Regions from separate parts of the Homo sapiens genome. Here region 1 is linked to region 2. The links are chromatin contacts, found by Hi-C in ENCODE. All regions are on one chromosome and are shown on one strand. Each heading gives the region's core, a stretch centred on a gene start or an enhancer-like site at or near the end of the contact. The rest is flanking DNA. Distances are from core to core; before and after follow the strand shown. Region 1 holds the start of LINC02226 (long intergenic non-protein coding RNA 2226). Region 2 holds the start of SRD5A1 (steroid 5 alpha-reductase 1).

Region 1 (2,962 bases), core at 448-2,947, 1.8 Mb after region 2:
TCTTTTCTTTATAAACTACCCAGTCTCAGGTATTTCTTTATAGCAATACAAGAATGGACTAATACAGACACATCATTTTTTTGTGTGTGGTAAATTCTTCCAATTTCTCACCTTGCATTCCCAGTGCTGCCCTAACTGGACCTGGGGAGTTTCATCATACTTTCTTCAATACAAAGATTGTGAATACCTATGAACTCTTTTAAGACAATTTGTATTCTGCCATCAGGCTTCCTAAGCTACCTTGTGGATCCACATGCAACAGAATCAGAACTTTCAAAGCAGTCACCAAACATGTAACTGACAACTTAAAAAAAAAAAATTCAAAATGAAATTAACAAGCACCAAGGGTGTTATTATTCTCTTATATTTCTTTTAGCAGCATTCCATCACTATCTGCTTCTTCCACTTCAGAAACCTGCAAAACTGCTGTAGAATATCAAGCAGTTGTTCTAGTGAAGTCAATTATTTTTTAGCTCACTGCAAAACATCTGTTGACCCACGTTTTAGTCTTCTGTTCACTCTCTTCCAAGTATGTACTTGGGAAAACAACAGGACATCAACCAGGCAAGCTCATTACCATTTTCCACAGATAAATCTTTACAGTCGGTGTGAAAAATCTCACCCTGAACTATGGTGGCTGTAGTGAAAAGAACCATGGACAGACACAAGTATGACTTGTGAACATGATTCATAAAGCACCCAGAGCCCCAGTGTGGCAACACCAGATGAATGAAAAAGGTTCTACCATGTTATCAAAATCATGTCATTCTCACTTTCCCTCAACAGTACCTAAATTTTAAAAAGAATATAAGCATAATGATGAAATACTACAAAAGTATCAATTGAGATCACACTGCACTCAATGAAAATTATCCATGTTTATGAAAATAAAGATCTGTATCCAAAAAAATAGCAAAGTGTCCACAATAAATTATAAACACCAGGACATCAGGGACATTGATCTCTATATCCCAAAGCCTAGAAAAGTGCCCAGCACCTAATAACAATACTAACTTTTGAACATTTCACCACGTGCCAGGCACAGTTCTGATATGCTCCATGTTTCAACTTAAGGCTTACAGGCCAGGCTTACAGGCCACCAGTGAATCTATAAAGTTTCAGTTTATATATGAGAACTGAAGCACGGGATTAGATAATATTCCGAGACAACACAAATTAGTAGCAGATGGGTTAAACTCAGGCCGCGCATGTCTAGAATATGCACACTTACATGCTTGTTGAAAAAACTGTGTTGATTAGTATCAAACTAGCTTTAGAAAATAGAAGTTAAAAAAGGCAATAGACTTTGGCAAATTATTTGAGTAAAACGTCAAATGTCAGATATGTCGAGGCATGGGTAGCCTTCTAAGGGGTCACGTCTATGGAAGGAAAAAGTTTGGCTTAACAAATAGGAAAGTGAGAAAAAGAATGAAACAGTAAAATAACAGGATCTCGTGATGGGGAAAAGGCGGCCTGCCCAGACCTAAACGCCTCGCGGCCTCGCAGGCGACGCGGGGATGACTCAGCAGGACAGAAGGGAGGGAAGCTCCAGACGCCACGGCCCTCTTCGAGATGAAAGTACCTCCCATCCTAAGGGACTGGCGTTCCAGGAACAGCTGCGCTGGCTGAGCCGGCTCAGTGAGGCGGAGCGGCCAAGCCTTCAGTCCACTCCCACTCCCCGATGAAAAACCCAAGACCGGGTAGCGCAGCCCCTCCGCGCACGCGTAACACGAGGAGACACCGCCCACACGCCAGACGCGCTGTGATTGGCCCCAGCTACCCTCGGACCGAGATTCCTATTGGTCCCAGGTGTCGAGCATGCGCACTTTGGTCGTGGGCGCGTGTGTGGAATGGGAGGAGGTCGCGCTGTCCATGGGCGTCCTTGGCCTGCGCCACCCAGGTGAGCGCTCCGGAGGCTGCGATCCCCGGGTCCCGACCGCCCGCCTAGCACTGGCCTGATGGGGAAGCGTCCCGGGACTGGAAGGGCAGCCGGCTTGCGCGCGTGGTTCCCACGCCCCTCGGGCTCGGGGGATCGCTCCGGGTGCTGGCTGCGGGCTCGGCGGGGAGGACCCCGGGAGCGCGTCCCTGGGCCCCACGTCGGCCTCTGCGCGGGCAAGCCCCTGGGCTCTTTGGCTCTAGACGCTTTCCAGGCCTGGGGAAACCGCATGCGTGGACGTGGGAAACGGGGCGCGTGACGGGGAGGGGCGCGCCCCGGGGGCCTGTGGTCGTTCCGAGCTTCCACCTGGCCCGACGCAGGCATGTGCCCTGCCCGCCGCGTCGTCCCTGGGCCTGCGGGGGCTGGGGCCTCAGCTGAGAGTCCTGGGAAGGTGGTGCTGGATTGTGGCTCTGTCGCGGGGATGAGGGGTTGATCTGGGAAGCCCTCAGGATGTGTGTGTGGCTCCTGGAAGGTGACGCACATTGTTAGCTTCAGTAAGGTTTTCAACACCATGTTTCCGCAGAACTTGGTCATAATAACTATATCGCCTTCTAATAGTGCTTTTGGGGAGTTACTCATTTTAACAGCTACTACGTGTTGAATGTCCTCTTGTTTGCCAGGTGCAGTTCTCATCCCTAGGGGTGGAGAGTTGAAGAAGATATATTCAGTTATTTTCTTTTTTAATGCTTGAGCTAACAATGATTTTATCCTTTGCTTTCTTAAAGGTTTAATTTGCTCTTAGGTGGACAGAAAAGCATAAACTGAATTTTAACTACAAGTTGGTCACAGTTGAAAAGCCTCATGTGTGGTTTGAGTTTTAGCTTAGATCTCTCCTTACATGTCTTTCCTGACAGCTCCTCAGATTTAGACAGTGTGAGGATCAAAACTGTATGAAGGTGCTTTACTCTTGATAATCTGTGAACGTCAACTAGGAAAATTTTGAGTGTATTAGAAATGTTTTTCGAACTCTTTGAGAGTCTAGGCAATTTCACTTGGGTTCTGTGATTAATTTGCAAAGTATTAGGA
Region 2 (3,125 bases), core at 248-2,747:
TGTTCTTTAAGCAATGGAGAATCTCTTTTGCGTGGCTATTGAAAAATAAGGAAGTTTCAAACTGATCTAAAAAACTAAGTTAATACATTGTATCTTCTTAAATTTAAGACTGCAAGTGTTTTAAAACTAAAACCAACTTTTGCATGGAGAGTAAACATTCTTTAGTCACTACTTTTACACTGTATGCCTTCAAAATTTAAGCAATCCACACTGTTTGAGCCCTAAGAGCAACACTGCATTCCTTCTCTCCTAAGCATATCCTACCGTTAAGTTTTACTTGCGACTCATTTAGAAAGATGTAACTACAAAGATGGAGGGGGGGCGCGGAGGAGGGGAGAACCAAGGGGTTTTATGCATTCTCTATAAATTCTCTTACGTTCCAAAAGGTAAGACCCTCAGCTTCCCTCCTGGAAGATTCCCCAGGAGCCGAATCTTCCTCAGATCTCATTTTCATTTCGTCTTCTAACCTTGCGCCTGCAATACCTCCGTGACCATTTCATTGGACCCTGTGCTCCCCACCTCAATGCTTCCTGAATCCAAACCGCTGAAACGCCACGGTTCTCTGGCACTGTAACACTTGTCGAAGAAAACACCGTCGCCTTTAACCTCCAGCATCCTGGCCCCAACTCCCAAAAAATCAGGCACTGCCTCCCTACCTTTTGTAACCAGTAATTCTTAAAGTGGCCGGGAGCGGCTCCCTGAGAGCGTCCATGAACTGGCCCCACTCGCCCTCGGGCACGATCTTGAGCTCCTGGTAGTAGTGCTCGAACAGCTTGTTCTCCTTGACGATCTCGGGGTAGCCTCCTTCCCAGCCCTGAGGAAGGAAAGAGACGTCTACCCCGAGGCCCAAGGAGCCGCCCCCTCGCCGCCGCCTCGCAGGCCTCGGGGTCCGGGAAGCCCAGGAGGAGCCCCTGGCCCGCCCGCCGGGTCCCGGCTCCTACCGCCTCGCCGCGCTTTCCACCACCCTCGGCGCCATCCTCCGCGTCCTCCGGCCGCTGCTGTTGCTGGAGCCGCCGACCCCGCGACCGCCGCCCCATAGCCCACGCGGCCGCGCACGCAGCACGCAGAAACCGGCCCGCCACGGCCAGAACTCTAGCCCTACACCTCCCGGGACTTCCGGCCGGAAACCAAGGCCCCACGTGTCCGGGCCTGGTCCTTTCGGGGACCTTTGGGGACCGTCCAGGAATAAGCCCAAAGCGCACAACCCGTCTTTCAGAAAAGCGGCGTGACAGGGAAAACAGCGAACAGCTCTAAGGGGAAAAAAATGCTCCAGGAAGCAGCCACAAAGGCGTCTCCGCGCGAAGCGCCCAGGTTTCCCACGCGGGCTCAAGGAGCTCCGCGGACAGCCTGAAGCCGCGCGTGCGCAGAGCGGCGCGGGGTTACTGCGGCCCCGGCGTGGGTGGGGCGCTTGCAGGTCCCTCCCCGCGCAAGTGCTCGCCCCGCCCCCGGGGCCGCACCCACAGCCCCGGCTACCCCGGAGAAGCCTGACTTGAGAACCCTTTCTGCAGAGTCCCGGCAGTGCGGGACTCCGGTAGCCGCCCCTCCGGTAGCCGCCCCTCCTGCCCCCGCGCCGCCGCCCTATATGTTGCCCGCCGCGGCCTCTGGGGCATGGAGCACGCTGCCCAGCCCTGGCGATGGCAACGGCGACGGGGGTGGCGGAGGAGCGCCTGCTGGCCGCGCTCGCCTACCTGCAGTGCGCCGTGGGCTGCGCGGTCTTCGCGCGCAATCGTCAGACGAACTCAGTGTACGGCCGCCACGCGCTGCCCAGCCACAGGCTCCGAGTGCCGGCGCGGGCCGCCTGGGTGGTGCAGGAGCTGCCCTCGCTGGCCCTGCCGCTCTACCAGTACGCCAGCGAGTCCGCCCCGCGTCTCCGCAGCGCGCCCAACTGCATCCTCCTGGCCATGTTCCTCGTCCACTACGGGCATCGGTAACGTCCCCGGCCCCCGGCCCCCTACCCTACTCCCGGCCCGGCGTCCTCTCCGACCCTCCCCTCACTGCCCGGTGCCCTCTCCCCGAAGCCTCCCCCACCCAGATGCCCTCTCCCTGCCAGATCCCCCGGGGCGTCCCCCATCTGCACGGGTGCCCTTCCCCGAGTCCCCCGGCCCCGGGAGTTTGGAAACCAGAAGGGATTCGTCTGGAAAGGGCGGGAAACAAAGGACTGGAAGGGAGTGATGGAAAAAAACATGATGAAACTGATCTGGAAAGAGCCACTCAGTGGTCCTAGGTTTGGTTTCCTTAGCCGGGCGCGGTGGCGCCTGTCTGTGATCCCAGTTACTCGGGAGTCTGAGATGGAAGAATCGCTTGAACCCGAGAGGCGGAGGTTACAGTGAGCCGAGATCTCGCCACTGCCCTCCAGCCTGGGTGACAGAGCGAGACTCTGTCTCAAAATTAAATATATAAAAATAAAGAGTTAAAAAGTAAAAATGTAAAATAAAAATGAAGACTAGATTTTGTTCCCTTAGATCACGACTGTGGGGGCGGGGGGGAGGGGGTTGGCCTAGAGTCTAATGCTGATGGTCGGTCTTGAGGGCCACTGGTTTCTACTCCTTTCTGCCGGTTCCCCTTTTGGTATCTTTGGTGATGGTGGAGCTGTTTTCTCCCAGCCAAGTGATCAGCTGCAACTGGAAACCTGCTGTCCTAAAACTGCCTAGCAGTTTCTCCTTATAGGCTTGATCACTTTCAGAGACTTTCATGTCCACCTTATGCAAGGGACCCCAGGATTGTGGGGGTGGAAAGCCAGCAACCTTAAACCTTAAACAAACGAAGTCTTAAAGATGACTTCTAAATCTTTCAAGGTTTTTGTTTTTTTGAATATTTGAAAACTGGCTGTGTCTGAAATCTTCAAGCCTTCTAATAAGTTGGGGTTCTCTCCAGGTCGTATCTTTTGGCTTTTACACAGCCAAAGCAAACGACAGGTCGAAAGTTCAAAATTAAATTTTAAACGTTTTCATTCAGGCTCTGGAAAGCTTCACAGTTAAAAAGGATGTCTCTACACCCAAGGAAGTTGAACTCACTGGCTGTGTGACTATGGGCAGTTTACCCAACCTTTCTGATTTGGGGTCCCACCTTAAAACACTCACTTCCCAGAGAGACAGGAAGAACTCAGTGTGTGTTTATAAGCCTCT

Evidence for each region. A loop is a pair of places that touch in the nucleus more often than their neighbours do. Pooled maps may share reads with other maps.
Region 1: a map of naive thymus-derived CD4-positive, alpha-beta T cell shows a loop between it and region 2 (30-fold over the local background). The contact joins the promoter of LINC02226 here to the promoter of SRD5A1 in region 2. A Hi-C loop is called at or near these places in 1 of 168 maps with a recorded cell type or tissue (naive thymus-derived CD4-positive, alpha-beta T cell), 1 of 37 single-sample maps with no recorded cell type and 9 of 50 pooled maps.

What each region holds. Positions count from the first base shown.
Region 1 is chr5:8,455,867-8,458,828 of GRCh38, forward strand. LINC02226 (long intergenic non-protein coding RNA 2226) reads right to left here and starts at 1,698. Exons shown (of 6, transcript NR_039984.1): 1 at 1,583-1,698. MIR4458HG (MIR4458 host gene) reads left to right here and starts at 1,821. Exons shown (of 2, transcript NR_039989.1): 1 at 1,821-1,900. It also overlaps the pseudogene LOC100419318. RefSeq lists an enhancer at 1,411-1,510 and silencers at 2,031-2,080, 2,091-2,150.
Region 2 is chr5:6,631,943-6,635,067 of GRCh38, forward strand. It overlaps SRD5A1 (steroid 5 alpha-reductase 1), which reads left to right and starts at 1,498. Exons shown (of 5, transcript NM_001047.4): 1 at 1,498-1,927. The coding sequence starts at 1,635. It overlaps NSUN2 (NOP2/Sun RNA methyltransferase 2), which reads right to left and starts at 1,102. Exons shown (of 19, transcript NM_017755.6): 1 at 942-1,102; 2 at 657-814; 3 at 1-35. The coding sequence starts at 1,037. RefSeq lists enhancers at 1,198-1,709, 1,710-2,221 and a silencer at 1,345-1,734.